2 separate regions of the Homo sapiens genome follow, and region 1 is linked to region 2. A link is an interaction called in ENCODE POLR2A ChIA-PET data of the cell type or tissue named here. Cell type or tissue: PC-9. All regions are shown on one strand. Links, peaks and the distances in the headings refer to the core of each region. The heading gives the core; the rest is flanking DNA.

Region 1 (4,068 bases), core at 1,569-4,068, 220 kb after region 2:
CGCTGGGAGGGTGTATGTAATAGGTAGGCCTCCCAGAGAGGAAAGGAAAAACAAAACCTCCCTGAAGCCAAATTCTGCAAAAAGAGGAGGACCCTCTTACTTGCTCCTGATATGGATCAGAATATTGGCCATAACAATTATTTCAGATTCATCCAGTTTGGCTATCCGCATAGAATACCTAAAGACATTCTTTTTTAAATGTTATTTTTAACTGACAAATAATAATTGTATATATCTATGGGGAACAATGCAATGTTTTGATATATATATATATATACATTGTGGAAAGATTAAATCAAGCTAATTAACATATCTACCACTTCACATTTTTTTGGTCTGGCGCAAACATTTAAAATCTACTTTTTAAGCAATTTTAAAATATATTTTTTTTAAATTTTACTTTACGTTCTGAGAATACATTATTGCTAACTATAGTTCCCATGCCATGCAATAGAACTTATTCCTCCTAACCGAAACTTTGTACTTTTGACCAACATTCTGTAACCTTGAAACTTTATGAAGGCAACAAAATAATTCCTTAAGAATGTCAACAACCTTCCTTCTCCATGGTAAGGACACCATCTGGATTACTCTGCTTGTCAATACACAACAAACAACAGAGAATGTGTGGGGGATTCTCGTCCTGAGTCACCCATTTCCCACACCGTACAAACCTGGTGACTCCCCACCAGCACACTCACAAGTGTTCTTATCTGTCCTAAATCCTTTTGTTTATAGTTAGGTTGCTCTTAGCAAATGCTACTTTTGACTTATCCTCTGCCTTTGCAGCCATTCAACATACAATTTTTAAGTTCCAGAAGACTTGTCAAACTGCAAGCCCTTTTGGGTTTAACACTTATAGTTTTGACCACGCTTGAATGGCACTGAAGGCCTAGGGCATCTACTATTTTGCAGTTTGTTTTGTTTTGTTTTTTGAGGCACAAATTTCAATCCTATATTCTACAAGATCAGTGGTCTGAGCCAAGTTATCAACTTAACTAGTGAGTAAACCTGCTTGGATTCCCAAATCTGCATTTCGACATGAATCGGTCATTCTCTCCTTGTTGCCATGTACACCATAAGTTTTATGAAGTAACTGAAATTTCGTTTCTGTGTGCAAAGTGGCTCCCAAAAAGAAAATCAGCTGCTGGTGCTGATGATAAAAATGAAGAAAAAGTGAAGATGTCTCAGAAAGTAATGGTTCTTATCAGAGAATTAAACATTTCAGGGTGGAATGTCACATTTGGCATCTATAATCTAATAGACTCCACTATGCATTCTATATAATAACAATAAAGGCAATTTGTAAAATGGCTTCAGGACATTTTATAGCCAGTGTAAAATAAAAATTGCTCATTGGGTGAGCAGTAAGTCATTTTTGTAAGAGTCACTTAAATTTTTCAGTTATACTCACAAGGAAAAGTAATTGCTAGAATGGTGGGGATTCCTGTTGCTCTTGAGACATACGTTAACTAGCAAAGACACATCTCGACCATCACTTGTATTAGGTTTTTATTCACCGGCAGTTGCAAAAGGTTTTGCTTTCCGCAGCCCCCTGTGCTACACGGCGGCCGTGTCTGTGATGTTGCCGCCCTCCGTCTCTCTAACATGAGGACTCAGTGCTGACAATGACTCTTGCCCGTGATTGCCTTCCACGTACTCAGGTGACAGGGTGGTGCCTTCGTGGGTGGACTCGCTTCCTGCCTGGACTGAACTCTGAAAATAGCTCCCTCTTGAGGCAGAGAGAGTCATATGGTGACACAACCCGGCTTACAACGCTGAAGAGCTCCCAGAATTCACAGTGACTGTTCAGTCATTTTATTTATTCACTTACTCATTTTTCCTTTTTGTGTTATACCCTTAAAAAATAAACAGCACAACTCTTCATCATCTTGAAGACCACACCTTTTTGTGATATTGGCCATCAACCATCTGAGTACACACACACACACACATTATTACCTGGGGAAGATAAAATCTTCTAACGTGATGGACTTAACCTTAACTACCAGAGACGCACCGAACTGCAAAAGTTCTCATCTCTCTTCGGAGAAATAGCCCTCCTTTTCACCATTTTCTCACAACTTGGGCAGAAATTCCATGGCCTCTGATAGGGGGCGTGCTTAGCATATTTGACACCTGGGACAAATTATTTTATAATACCCCCCTCCTCTATAACAGAATTATTTTGGTAATAATCATAAAATAAAATAAATAATAATTTCTTGGGAAATTCAGAGAGCAATAAGTTTCTTCTATTGAATCTTTTATGTATAAAATAATGTCAGTAAAGTAAAAATAATATGGGTAACTTAGATGACCAATCCCCAACATTATGCAATATACCCATGTAACAAACATGCCCATGTACCCCTTGAATCTAAAATAAAATAAAATAATAATGAATAAAATAAATATTACAGCACAAAACAGGAAAAAAATGAATAGCTTAAAGCTTTGTAATCACCTATACTCCCCTCCCCAGTCGGCGTGCACCCAGGGCTGACAACATCTGCAAAGGGGCAATGAAGTCAGCAGCTGCCTTGTTAAGACCATAACACACTCTCTCTGGCTGTATCATTCTTGATTCCATTTTAAGGAGGAATTTAGGCCTTCACATATTTATCCCACTTAGCCTTTTGGTTTCATCCAGAGCATCTAATACATTCAAAACTATTTTAGTAAACAGACACTCAAGATTTCTCCCAGGATAACACGGTGTCCTCGATATTTCCTGCTTTTTGGCCAAATTAGTGCAGATTCATGTCTGGTTCTCTAGTTACTATAGATAATTTCCTAGAAACATATAATGGCTTAGAAAATGTCTCCATAATGTACCAGTCATTATCTTGGCAGTTTTATCTTTTTTGAAATATGTCTGTGCATAGAATTAGTTCCTCAAGTCAGAAAATCCATGCACAATAATCTCCATGCACAATAATTCTTGCGGGATGCATAAGCCTCTTGGTCCATTCCTTTAGCTGCTCTCTCAGTCTGGGCCTTTCACTTTATGTGTTTTACAAAACTGTTGGTACCTGTATTTCATATGCATTGCTATTCCTAGAAAGTAAAATTAGCCTCTTCCCAATTCACTTAATAAATATTTACTGAGTCCCTGTTCTGGGCCAAGCACAGGGAATATAAGAGGGAACTAAACACAGTCCCTGCCTTCAAGGAATTTAAGTCTAGTTAGAATCGAGACAACACTTAGTTAATCACAATACAGGAGCTTTTGATGAAGCCTTGGCTCTCTGCCATATGACAATACTTCTACCCTTTGTGGACTTGGTAAAGATTCTCTAGAAGACCAAAAAACCTGTTAATTCACACCAATTACAAAAGGGAAGTCAATGGATGCCTGTGAGTTCTATAATCTTTCTATTGTGAACTTGTTTATTTGTAAAGTCTCTGTTAGAGAATCTAGACATACCAACTCTCGGTACCCAAAAGGAGAACAGAAAGGCTGTAATTGGATGACATCATTGCCAACCAACCAGATATAAAACAGGCAGGTTACATGAAGAAGCAGCAGCAATGGCAGAGCCTGATGGTGGACTCGCCCTCTTCTGTGTGCACCTCATAAAAGGAACTGGAACTAGGCTGCTCTCCAGGTCTGTGTGGGTCTTGGAAACAGTTCAAGGAGAGAGATCTCACCCATAGAGTGTTGAGAAGGCACTGCTGTTAAATTCCGATTCTTAATGTTACCGTAAATAGAAAATGAAGAAAGTGTTTCAAACCACTTATGATGAATATCTACTTATTACAGTTCCGTGATATTCACTTTATTGCAGTAGTCTGGAACCAAACTTGCAATATCTATGAGGTATGTCAGTATTTATATTCCAAAGCTCTGCCACAGGGAGGGACTTGATTACTATCAAGATGTTTAAAACTAGGGGTGCTTTAGCAAATTAAGCAACAAATAAGCCCCAAACCAGCTCAACTTCTAAGTAGATAAAGGAAACCAATCCTTGCCCTAGCTACCTGATGGTGGAAAGAACAATCTCTTTTAGGGGAAAATAGTATCTACTTCAGACTCTATTATTCTATTACGTATAATGTGACTCG
Region 2 (12,922 bases), core at 4,467-6,966:
CGATTGAAGAAGTGAAGTCTTCATGGTCCTGGTGAAAACCTCACCTCCAATTTACTGTTTGGCTGAGTTTCTGTGATGGCCTTCTGCTCTAGAACCAGAGATAGCTTCCCAGCAGGGGCAAGAAAAGAGGATCTGTGGAGGACACAACAGATAATCAGACAGTGGGAACACCAAGTCACAGAGTTCTTGCAGCTGTGTGTCCTGTGCAGACAAAGACACTCACCCTCCTCCTGCCTTTATGGAAGGAAGGTCGTAGGCAATGTTACTTTGTTTTTGGCAAACCCCCAAAAGAAGAAACCACTCCACATAGTCTGAGAGGTAGTATAGTAAGTGTTGTGCGTAGAGACCTCATTAATGGCCAACACCTGTTTTATTTGCAACTCACTATCTTTCTAGTTAAGAAGAGTTCAGAGCCTGACCTGCACACTATATTGGGAGATAAAACAATGAGATGCTCATTCTCAATGTGCCTGGCTTTATGGAGTAGCTTCATTCCTACAAGTGTATTCTGTAGATCAATATCAATCCCCGGTGCCTATTGACTTTACAGCACAGTTCTAGTATTGCTTTATCTTTACAGAGCAAATTTTTATTATCAGAGGCTTCTAATCCTTTAGCTTTAAATGTCTCTATTCCTGCACTTCAGCTTTTCTGAAATTTTTCCAAAGAAAAACATTTTATGAGAAAAAGCTAAATTACTAAGTATATTCATGTGCTATTTCTCCTAATCCTCACAAAAGCCCTGTCATGTTGTGATTTTTCCCTATTTTAAAGATTGGACAACTGAGGTACAAGGCATCATTACTAATGAAAAACTACACAAGGGCTCAACCCATGTCTTCTGATGGGACTGAACCTCAAGTAGCAAGTTATTGCTTCATCTTCAGTGGGTGTTTGTGAAATGCGTAGAAAGGGCATGGAAGCTGCATCATATTCAGTGGACACTGCAAGTGATCTGTTTGCTATTCACTTAACACACATTTGTTGATGACCCATTATGTTCAGAGGTGAACAAGATAGTGTCTGGAGCCTGGGGTAGCTCTCACTTTAGAATAGGCTTGTTTATCAAAGACAACTTTTGTCTTGCCTAAGATCACTCAACAATCTCTATGAGGCAGAAGTTCCTTGGTCCAGTCATGTAGACCTCCTGCCCAGATCCCATCGGTAGCCGCTGCCCCTCTCCCCCAGCAGCTGTGACTTTGTCTGATTACACCTCACAGCCACCGCTTTTCCTGGGGGACTGCCCTCTGCTAACTGCTCAACAGGCTACCACATTCCCACCTCACCCCCAGCAGAAGCCCACGGCCCATGACTAATAGATACATGCCAAGGGGCATCAGAGGCTGATCTTCTTGTCTCAGGTGGAACTAATTTTGTTGTGAGATTCATACTCCAGCGCCCTCCTATGGGCTCAGACTGAAACAATCTGCAGGCAAATCAAAAGCTTTGCTTAGATATTTGTTTCAGCTCTGTCCCGCTTTCCTCCTTCCCCTTTTCTGGGGACCATATCCTCAGGAAAACACTTGAACTAGACTCTCCATCGCAGGCTGTGTCTAAAGGAACCCAACAGAAGACATCTAGTTTGACTTTATTTTGCAGCAGAAGAGTTACAAATTTTTAGTGTCTGAAAAAAAATCTGTGTTTCATGTTTTCACTCATTCAGATTGGGCCTTCTCCTAAAATTAAACAAAACCAGCAAGATTTTGCTTTGCAGGAAAGATCTGTCTTTGCAGGATTTTGTTTGTACTGAGGGTAAGGAAACAGTGATCTCTTAAAATATTCAGGACTACTAAAATACAACAGGTGCATTGCCAGTTTCCTAATAGTATATCTCGAAACCAGAACAACACACCCGCTGATAGGAGTCATGAGTTTTTGCTTTTGAGTAGTGATATGAACCTAAGTGTGAGTTGCATTGAAAATTAATGCGCTGCCTGCCTAATCATTTTCACAGAGCCTTTGGTGAGGTTGATGTTGAGCTTGTTGGATAATTATCTGTTTTTTAAAAATCTAAGCATCCTTTTATACGTCGCGTTTTCTGTTTGCAAGTTTCGCTTCAAGTTTACTGAACCATTTAATTAACTTAAGTGTTTAAACTTCTAGAGGTGTTGATTGATTCTAATCAGCATTTTCTGCTACTCTAATTGAAGGCTTCCTCTCTTGGACTATTGTCAGTGAAGCAAAAAAAAAAAAAAAAAAAAAAAGCAAAATGTTGTTCAGTCTTTGGCATAATCTAACACAAATTTAGTTGGTCCCATGATTGCATGAACTTCAGGAGGCCAGAAGAGAGCCAATTTGTCTATGTTTTTGAAATCGCGGAGCCAGCCCCAGGAAGAGACTGTGCTGCAGGCACAGGGAGGACTTGCAACCTCTGGTGGGGACTTAGACTCCAAGCCAAACCACTTTCAGGTTTGGCAGTTTTCACTCTTCCTGGAAGCTCAGTCGGGGGATGTTTTGCAGGGACCCTTACCACCCAGAGGAAATGATTTTCTCCTTTAATCACTCTTCTTTTCTCAGAAAAACAAAAAATTACCCCCAAACTCCCACCTCCTGTGGTAACACCCCAGGCAAAGGCAAACTTAGTCCCTAGAATAAGAGCTGCCCAATATTAAGTAGGTCTTTCTGCTGGTGGTGAGAAGTCAGGCTTCTGAACTCCAGGTGTTCAGACAACCTGGGTGTTGTGTTTATCTGCCCTTTAAAATTGCTCTGGAGAGAGCAAGAGGGGAGTCCCTGTCAAAACAGCTCAGGGAGCTCCTCCAGCCTGTAGGCACCTGAGACATGGCCCCTCAGCCACTCCCCAACTTCAGCTTTTGAAGACCAGGTTTTCTGCTGCCTTCAAAAAGATTTTCTGGCAAGCTGACTTTGGTCCCTCCTGAGACAATTCTGTTCTAGTTGACTTCTGTTCAGCACAAAATTATGTATTATGGATATTGCATTTTTCTGCTAAGAAAACGTCGGCTGCTAAACTAGATCAAACCGCCCTCCAGTTCTTCAGTGCTGACTCATTTTAATTATTGAACTTTTCTCCCTGGAAAGTACACTCCGTGCTGTTTGTCGAGAAACTGGCAGTTTTAACACAATTTGGAAACTTTTCATAGATGGATCACCCCAGGAAAACAGGCAGCTGATCACCAGAGAAATTCTGCAGTTCAGATTAGTTTGCTGTGTGATGACACTGAAGAAGTGAAATGTATGGGGTTTCTCCCTACCACCCATTCCAACTCCCTGGCTCCTCACAAGACAATGCCACTGCACGCAGCAAGGAGCTCTTGTTTTCTGTGTACTTCTGTGTACTGTGGGGCCCAGCTCTAGATCTGTGACATGCTCACCAGCTCACCTAAGCGAATATAATCCCTGACTCCCTCCCCAAATTTGTTTCTTACCTCCATCTAATTCAGTCATACCTACCTTCTTTCTGCCTGGGGAACACTCCAAGCCATTCCCTACCTGAGGACATTTGCATATGCTATTCTGTCTAGTAAGTTCCACTTCTAGTCTAGGTTGCTTTGCAACCCTGGCTGCACATTAGAATAATTTTAAGCCTTACCTTGAGGTCAATTAAATTTCCACCTCTGGAGGTGGGGTCCACCATCTATTTTTAAAAACTCCCAGGTGATATGAATGCACTTCAAAGGTTGTGAGTCATCACTTTAAATCTTCATGTGGCTGGGTCCTCCCATTGTTCAGGTCTCAGCACCAAGATCCCTTCCCAGAGAAGCATTCCCTAATCATCTTATCTGAAGTAGCCTGAACTCTAAGCCCCCAGAGCTCTCTACATCACTCACTGATTTTATTATCTCTACAGTACTCTTCACTCTCTGAAGTTATCTTTTCTATTTTTTATTTATTGTCTTCCCCACTGTAATTCAAGCTTCAAGAGAGGGATTTGTTCATCTTGTTGACTTCTGTATCAGGACATCTGCCCGATACATAGTAAGTGCTCAAAATATATTTGCTAGATGAGCAAGTAAATGAATAGATGGATATATGAATGAATAGATGAATGAATGAGTTTCTGCCCTCAGAATCTGTATTAGTCAGGGTTCTCTGAAGGGACAGAACTAATAGGATAGGTGTATATATGAAGGAGAGTTTATTAAGGAGTACTGACTCACACAATCACAAGGTGAAGTCCCACAATAGACCGTCTGCAACCTGAGGAGCAGGGAAGCCAGTCCCAGTCCCCAAATCTCAGAAGTTGGGAAGATGACAGAGTGCAGCTTTCAGTCTGTGGCTGAAGGCCCAAGGGCCCCTGGCAAACCACTGGTATAGGTCCAAGAGTCCAAAAGCTGAAGAACTTGGAGTCTGCCGTTCAAGGGCAGGAAGCATCTAGCCCAGGAGAAGGATGAGGATCGGAAGACTCAGCAAGTCTAGTCCTTCCACGTTCTTCTGCCTGCTTTATTCTACCTGCACTGGCAGCTGATTAGATGGAGCCCACTCATATTGAGGGTGGGTCTCCTTCTCCCACTGGCTCAAATGTTAATCTCCTTTGGCAACACCCTCACAGCCATGCCCAGGAAAAATACTTTGCATCCTTCCATGCAATCAAGTTGACACTCAACATTAACCATCACAGAGTCCAAGTTGGTATTTTTGATAGTATACGTCACTGGATAAGAGCTGCCACTCAGCACACCTGGGGAAAAGTATACTTTCTCTACAGACATTATTTTCTACTTTGAGTTCCTCAACATGAGGATGCAAAAAGTTTTAATAAACAACAACAAATTTATTTAACTACAACCTATCACAAGTTGCATATTGATATTGAAAATTCTGTGAAAGTCTAAGTGTTCAGTGCCTCTCCTTCCCTGTGTCCCATCAGCATGGCCATCAGAGCAGCAAGCCAATGCTTTGCCATCCAGCACCTGTGCCCTACCCACCCAGTGCCAAGCCACAGTGGAGGCATGAGAGCTCTTTTCTTTCCCTCTCTATTCGCTCTGCCTCCTTTCGAAGCTCCTGAGAGAAGCATTTAAATAATACACTGGTCTTCAATAATAGAATCTGATTGGAAGGACTGCTGGAGCCCACTTGTAATCACTGAAGCAGCAAGGACAGATCACGTCTTTCATGATTTTCTTCCACTTTTAGTGCCATCTTCCACTCACTTCTACTTCCAGATCCTTCCTAGGTTGGTGTCCTGCTTTAAGTGTCTCCATGAGTGTCTTATCCACTCCAGTGTCTTCATCATGAATTGCCAGCAGCTCATCCTTTGACCAACATGTGTCCCAACTTGGAGAAGCCCGATGAGTTCTGGGAAATCACCACCACCATGTTTCTCTTACTCAGAGCTGCCTCCAGTTTTTCTATAAAACCCAAACCACTATTCTCCAAAACAGAAAAATGGTAGAGCTTCAAATGTGGTCATGAGGTCTTCCAGAAGGGATTCCATTTTCTTGATTAAGGATAGGAACATGAGAAACACACACACACACACACACACACACACACACATATTCATCCACTTTCCTTCCCTGCACACCTGCTCAACAGGCACAATGCCTGTGTTAATTCATTCATATACAATAAATTTATCTTCTTTCCTCCCCTGGTAAGTGGATGAATAATGGCAGACTCTGCCATTTCCTACCATTTTGGCTATTAATGCACATCAGCAAGTGTGTTTCAGCTTCAGGGAACCGAGAGATATTTCTGGCAACCTGTGAGAGCTAATTCACCTTCAGGAGGTGAGTAACCAAATATTTATACCTTATCAGATTCTGACTCATTCTCCACCTTTAAAAGTATGTGTCACAGTGCCTAAAGCTTAGGCTGGGTATCAGGGACATCTAAGGTGCCAGACTGACTCTGCAGTCCAGAGGATTCAGAAATTTGATTTTAGCAGAATCTCTATAAAAAGAATGCTCGGGGAGCCTGGCCCACACTAACCTTATAAGCCAGGACAGTTTCTGAGCATACACATAAGGCTTCACCCCAAGAAGTGGGCTGACCATTCATTCACATGATAAATATTTATTAAGCACCTAGCACATTGCTTCTATGAGAATCTAGGCACCGAGGAACAACAGGGAACAAAAAAAGAACAAAAACTCTTTTGTAATGGAACTTAGTGGGAGAGACAGATAATAGACAAATATGTAAAATATATAAGGATCAAATAGTGACAAGCGCTGTGGGTAAAATAAAGTAGGGGATGAGTTATAGGAAAAGGCGTCCAGTGTGGGGTGGGGATTGCAGTGTTAAATAAGGCAGTCAGGGAAGGCCTCAGCTAGAATGTGACATATGAACAAAGACCTAAAGGAGATGGAAAGGCCAGCTTGCAAGTTTCTAGGTAGAGAGGTTTCCGGCCCTCAGGCAGGAGTGTGCCTGGTGTGTGGCAAGACCACTGTAGCTGGAACCTATGTGTTAGGAGAGAGTGCATAGGATCAAAAAAGTTGGCTAATGTGGAATCCTGAAGGTTTTGGGGGACTGGATCTGGATATGGATTTTCTTCTAAGTGTGATGGGGCCATCAGACATCTTCAAGCAGGGGAGTGGTATGATCTGATTTAGCTTTTAGCAGGTTTTTTCTGGCTGTTAGCCAAGAGAAGACCATAGGGGGCAAAGGCCCCGGCAGGCAGGCCTATTAGGAGGCCACTACAGTCCTCTGGGAAAGAGATGCTGATAGCTTGAACCAGGGCAGTGGCAGCAAAAGGAGAGAGAAGCAACTGGATTCTGCATGCATTTTGAAAGGAGAGCCAACACAAATTACTGCTAGACTTGGTATGCTATGGAGAAAAAGAGAGGAGTCAAGGTTTAGAGCCACAGAAATGTACAGTTTCCATGAGAGCTCATTTCTGGCAAATGGCTTTACTCAGGAATCAAATGCAGACCAGATGGACAGTTAGGTGAGCAGAGAATTATGACAAAGTAATTCATCTCACTGACAACAGCTTTCACTTAAGAGCACTGAGTGTAGGCCAGGCCTTGTGTTAAGCATGAGCTTACATCCTCCGTTTCTTCTTCCAACAGCCCAATGGTAAACATACCATTATCCCCATAAATAAGGAAATTGAGGCTCAGAGCAAAGTGATTTGCCCAGCACTGCGCAGCTACTCGGTGCTGGAACTATGACTTCAACCAGACCTGTCTGACATTCCCTCAACCACTGCGCTACACAGATTCCTACTCAAAATGCTTTTTAACCACACTCAGGAACAATTATGGATTGTTCTTTTTCCTCTAGGGCTTTTTCAACTACTTAACCAATATTCTAGACTGAAAAAAACTACCCCTACCTTGCACAGTGGCAGAGACCCCTGGTCAAATTCTGTCTCTCTGGCCTTTTGTTTTTTCCATCTCTACCTGTCACCTCTACCCTCCGTCAGCAGCTCAGCAGTGGCTTCACAGCTATTGTTGCATCCATTTTGGTTCAAAAGGGTCCTCCCCCTTAAGGTTTGAGAGACACTGTGGGCTACCTGATGGGGTTTAGAGAGCACCTTGCTCTTATGAGCAGTGAGTTTACAACATATGGGTGGATTTCTTTTGAGGCATTTTTTTTTTCAAGTGAATTACCCCAATAAGGATGCTATTTCCTGTCCTCATCTCCGGGTATGAGGAATTTATATTTGTCAGCCTAGGGCACTCACCATATTCTCCATGTTTGTTCAGACGAATGCTTGCTGGGGGCCCTGTATGTGCCAAGCACTGTTTTAGGGAGTGCAGTAGTGAGCAAACTAGACCCAGTTCCTTCTCCCAAGAGGGTGGTAAGCTGGTGGGGCAGCCAGATGTTAAACTAAGGATCCCCTCTGCTATGGTTCAGGGTTGGGGTTTGTGCTCTAAAAGGAAGAAACATTGATCTATGTGTATATATAGAAGCCAGGCCTCACCTGGGAGGTGAGAGAAAGTGTCCCTGAAGAAATGGTGAGTAGGCTGCTATCTGAAGGATGAGCAGTTCTCCCAGGATAGAAGATGGGGAAAGGTACAAGTGGGCCACACGGAAGCCTTGTAATAAGAGGGAACATAGCAAGTTTAAGGAGCAAAGATAGCAAGTCAAGGCTTAATACAAAATGAGCTGGAGAACTGGGAAGAGCTGCGAAGACCTTCCTTAAGAATGTTGATCTTTAGCCGAAGAGGAATAGAATCCACCACTGCAGGGATGAATGAAAAAAAAGATGTGATAGATTTTCTTTTCTTTTTTCTTTTTCTTTTTTTTTTTTTTAGACAGAGTCGCTCTGTCACCCAGGCTGGAGTGGAATGGCGTGATCCTGGCTCACTGCAACCTCCACCTCCACCTCCCAGCTTCAAGCGATTCTCCTGCCTCAGCCTCCCTGATAGCTGGGATTACAGGTGCATGCCATCACACCCGGCTAATTTTTGTATTTTTAGCAGAGATGGGGTTTTGCCATGTTGGCCAGGCTGGTCTTGAACTCCTGACCTTAGGTGATCCACCACTGTCGCCTCCCAAAGTGCTGGGATTACAGGCGTGAGCCATCACACCCAGCTGTGATAGATTTTCTTTTGAAAAGATGACTCTGCCTACACTGTAGAAGATAGAGTGGATGGGCAAGGTGGACAGAGGAGACCACTGACTAGATTATTGCACTGTCTGCACTCACATGATGATCTCATCTTGCCCTGAATTTGCCTGGACAGAGAATCTTAGCATATCTGACCATGAAGAGATCTTAGAGAGCATTCCTTGAGTTCAGCTACATTATTTTACGGATGAAAAATGTGGCCTAGAGAGAAACACTTGCCCAAGACCACAGGGCCACTTAAATTACAAAGTCAACTCTCAAACCAAGGTCTTTTGACTTAACGCCTTGTGCTTGTAACCATTGTTTCAATTGTGTGCTTTTACATGAAGCCTGGGCTCTTTCAAAGTATTGGTTATGTCATATTTAGTATAGAATCTCCAGTGTTTGGTGGGAGTAGCAACTCAGTATATGTTGGATGGATAAATAAATGGCCGGAAGAATAGGTGGATAGATGGATGGATGAATGAATGAATGATAGATGCATGCATGCATTGATGGATGGATGAATGGATGGACGGATAGATGGGTTAGTACATGGATGGATGGATTTGAAAGGATACTGTTTTATAATCCACAAGCTTCCATAGAAACAATCGAAAGAGATCAGTTTTCCTTTAGTGAAAACCATACTTCATAACCTTTCTCGAGTCATGGCAACCTCTCTTGGGCCACAGCATCAATGTGACCCCATAGGACATCCTTCTTATCCAAGTCTGTGCCTGGAAACCTCAGTCCCTGAAAGAAGGTGATAAACTTACTGCAGTTGTTTGGAATGGCAAGCAGCCCGGGACCGGTTAGGTCATGCACTGACTCCTTATTTTTCCTGGAAAGGAGCCTAGCTTGCTAACTTTCCAAATTGAATTTTAAAAACTTTAATTAGGTCACCACAAAGGTTTGTCTCTTTTAATGGCAGAAAGCCCAGTTTCCTAAGTGTTTCCTCAGGAGCCCATCCTTTGCCACCTCACGACTCTTGTACATCGCACACCTCATTAAGGGAGGACCCTGAATGGAATGCTGATGAAATATTACTTGAGTGTCAACAGTATGGAGGTGCTCAGAAAATGGCTCAGAGACTATTGCCAAAATACACCCTTGACACACATCCTCTCATTTTATTCTCAAAACAATATGGATGGGTGGGGTGGGGAGAGAATAAGGCCTTATCTCAATTTTGTAAACAAAGAGAATGAGACCATAGAGTCTAAGGGGCTGGCCCACCCCAGGGCCAATACACAGACTCAGATCTGCTAGGGACACTCCCAGTTTGGAATATCATTATCTTTCCATGGAAAGATATTATCATGGAAAGATAATGATATTCCAAATGTGCTGACTTCCTTGTTGGAGTTATTTAGAACATAATCACTATAACTAATGAACAAAGAAAACATGTTTGTCATCAGCCAACATTTATTGATTACCTATTATGTACAGTACATTTTACCAGAGGCTTATCTCAGGCCAATTGGACATTCCTCTTTGCCCTCCGAGCATGAAACTAGGGACCTCATTCAAGTCCCCAGTCAGCCACTTTCTCCACAATACGACCTAGAGAAAGACACTTAACCTCCCTGAGCTTCAGTCTCCTTCTCTGCTAAACGGGCACAGTGATTTGTATATAACAACCTCCCAGCAGGATACATACAGAACACTCAAAATTGAATTATTTGAGGAGAATGTATTACAAAAAGACCATTCCCAAAGTCCTGGGTAAGGGAGCCACCAGAGATAATGCACTAACCCAGAGATAGAAAGAACCTGGCTGCTACTACTCCAAGGTCTAAAGAGACAAAAGGAAGGAGAGGTTATAGGAACTGGAAGAGGAGAGATTCTTGTAGATTTGGCATCCCTGAGAGAACCAGGGACCCTCTGGACACAGCCAGCCTGAGACAATTTCACAGAGCAGGAACCAGAGTAGAAGGGACCTGATCTCCCTGTCTACCTCCCTCTGGTTTCCTTCCAGGGTGGCCATGGCAGAAACCTTTGATAGCCAGAGGTATGGGAGTCAGTGAGTGCCATGCACACAGTGGGTCTCCCCAGGCAGAGAAAGGCGGAGAGGGAGTCTGGGGTCCAGGTGGAAGCCACCATCACACAGCACCTCCTCTGCCTTCATGAAAGTGATTTATAAAGGTAAAGATTCTCTGTAAAAGAGAAAATGTCAACTAGTATACAAAATTTTCTACAAGCCTGAGAATAAGAATGACCTGTCACCAGCCTTCTATTGGCTATCTTGTGTGCCACCAAGGATGAGAGTGATTGAAAAGCAGAGGCCCAGTAGTTCAAGGCAAGGTCATATAAAGGGCTCCAGATCCAGGCAATGCTGGATCTGAATCTGGGTCTACCGCCAGCTAGCTGAGTAGTCACAGCAAGTCTCCCAACTGCTCTGGGCCTCTGTGCTCTCATCTGGAATGCAGAGACCATAATATCTATCTTGCACAGTGCTGTGAGGTTCAAAGGGAATAGAATAGGAAACTCACAATGCCTGGCACATAATAGGTGCTCAAGAAATATATTGTAAAGTGAACAAATGAATGATTTTTAGGATCCCTTCTGACTCAAGAAATATATTGTAAAGTGAACAAATGAATGATTTTTAGGATCCCTTCTGACTCTCACATGGTAGGGGTCTGATTCTGTAGTCTGGTTGGCAGGTTCTGAGAAGCATTTGTGACATCTGGGTAAGGTGCCAACCTGAGGACAAGACCCAGGGCAGGATGGGGTGGCCGGAGGTACACATGGTGACTACAAGGTCCACAGAAAGAGGTTCTGAGTGGAGACAATGTGTCTCAGAACTCTGTCTCTAGTCGTAAAACCTTTTGTAGAACTGTGGCAGCCTCTAGGTAAATGGAATGTGAATGCAAGCTAGAAAGTTTGATAGAATGTCTAATTTGTCAAAATAGGATTTTTCTGGCAATACATTACAAATGACTGTGAAATTGTTTTCTTGGCCTGTTACCAAACATGGGTGAATAATTGAGAGTTAACTATTATGAGACTTTCATTTGGGGATATAAATAATATTTAAAAGGATTAAGAACTTGAGGGAAGGAAGCTGACATTTGTGAGTATCATGGGATCCTACCAGCTCATATATTAAAGGCCCCAATCTTCGCAGAATTTATTGAGCAGAGGTAAACAAACAAGAAACATAAAAAAAATAAATAAATAAATGAGAGTGTTATGGGTTGAACTGAGTCTCCAAAAAGCTATGTTGCAGTCCTAACCCCCAGAACCTCTGAACGTGACCTTATTTGGAGCCAGGGTCTTTGCAGATGTACTTAATCAAGTTAAGACTAAGTCATACTGAATTAAGGTGGGCCCTGATCCAACAACTGGTGTCCTTATGAGAAGAGGGAAATTGGGACACAGACAGAAGACAACCATGTGAAAACAGAGGCAGAGGCCGGAGTGATGGTGCCGCCCGCCGAGGAACACCAAGGATTGCCAGCAACCACAAGAACCTGGGAGAGAGCATAGCACAGATCCCCTTCCCAGCCTCCAGAAGGAACCAACCCTGCCAGCACCTTGATATCAGACTTTTGAAAAAAAAATTGTTTTTTTAAATTTTAAGTTCTGGGATACATGTGCAGGGCATACAGGGTTGTTTCATAGGTATACGTGTGCCATGGTGATTTGCTGCACCTATCCATCCATCACCTAGGTATTAAGCCCCACATGTATTAGCTATTAATCCTGATGCTCTCCCTCCCTGCTCCCTCCACTCCTACCCCCATAGGCCCCGGGGTGTGTGGTTTCCCTCCCTGTGTCCATGTGTTCTCATTGTTCAGCTCCCACTTATGAGTGAGAACATACAGTGTTTGGTTTTCTGTTCCTGTGTTAGTTTGCTAAGGATAATGGCTTCCAGCTCCATCTATGTCCCTCAGTTTGTGGTGTTCCGACAGCCCAGGAACGTGACCACTTACGGAATGTTAGGCGACGGTAAGTGCTGTCGTGAAAAGCAATCCAGAGAACAGGTGAGAAGGATTAGGAAGGAGAGGTTAGGCAGGCAAGGGAAGCATACAGTCATTGGGACAGGCTTCACGGAGACGTGAAGGTGAGACGAGCAGATGGAAGGCCATGAGGGGGTGAGCCAAGCACAGGTGGGGAACAATGTGGCAGCAGAGGAAGCAGGTGCCGTGGAGGCCCATGGAACTGTGCCATGTTCAAGGAGCACCAAGGAGGCCAATGTGGCCAGAGCATGAGCAAACGGAGGTGGGAGAAGGGGCCAGAGAAGATGTCGGACAAAACCCAGGGGTCTTGTCAGCCATTGCCAGGATTCTGCTCTTGCTCTGAGTGGGGTGGAGAGCTTTGGGAGGGTCTGTGAGCAGTGCAGCGATATTATCTGAAGTATGACTTAAAACATCCCCTCTGGCTGCTGCACTGAGGACAGATGGAAGCAAGACAAAGACAGCAGTGAGACCTGTTAGGCGGCCACTGCAGCAA

Evidence for each region. Peaks named below come from ENCODE experiments on the same cell type or tissue, not always from the same donor. Only the 100,000 strongest peaks of a DNase experiment are listed, where the experiment ranks them.
Region 1: POLR2A ChIA-PET joins it to region 2 with 7 read pairs; 2 of 35 experiments call an interaction of 5 or more read pairs at or near these places.

The regions. Positions count from the first base shown.
Region 1 is chr17:51,485,767-51,489,834 of GRCh38, reverse strand. No RefSeq gene overlaps it. Among named protein-coding and RNA genes, the nearest start is that of LINC02073, 52 kb to the right of the region's middle. In PC-9, for the core only: a CTCF peak has its summit at 1,716 (motif pointing left); no DNase peak of the experiment used is centred there.
Region 2 is chr17:51,700,204-51,713,125 of GRCh38, reverse strand. The region is part of intron 4 of CA10 (carbonic anhydrase 10); the gene reads left to right. Among named protein-coding and RNA genes, the nearest start is that of LINC02073, 270 kb to the right of the region's middle. In PC-9, for the core only: no CTCF peak of the experiment used is centred there; a DNase peak (open chromatin) is centred at 5,715.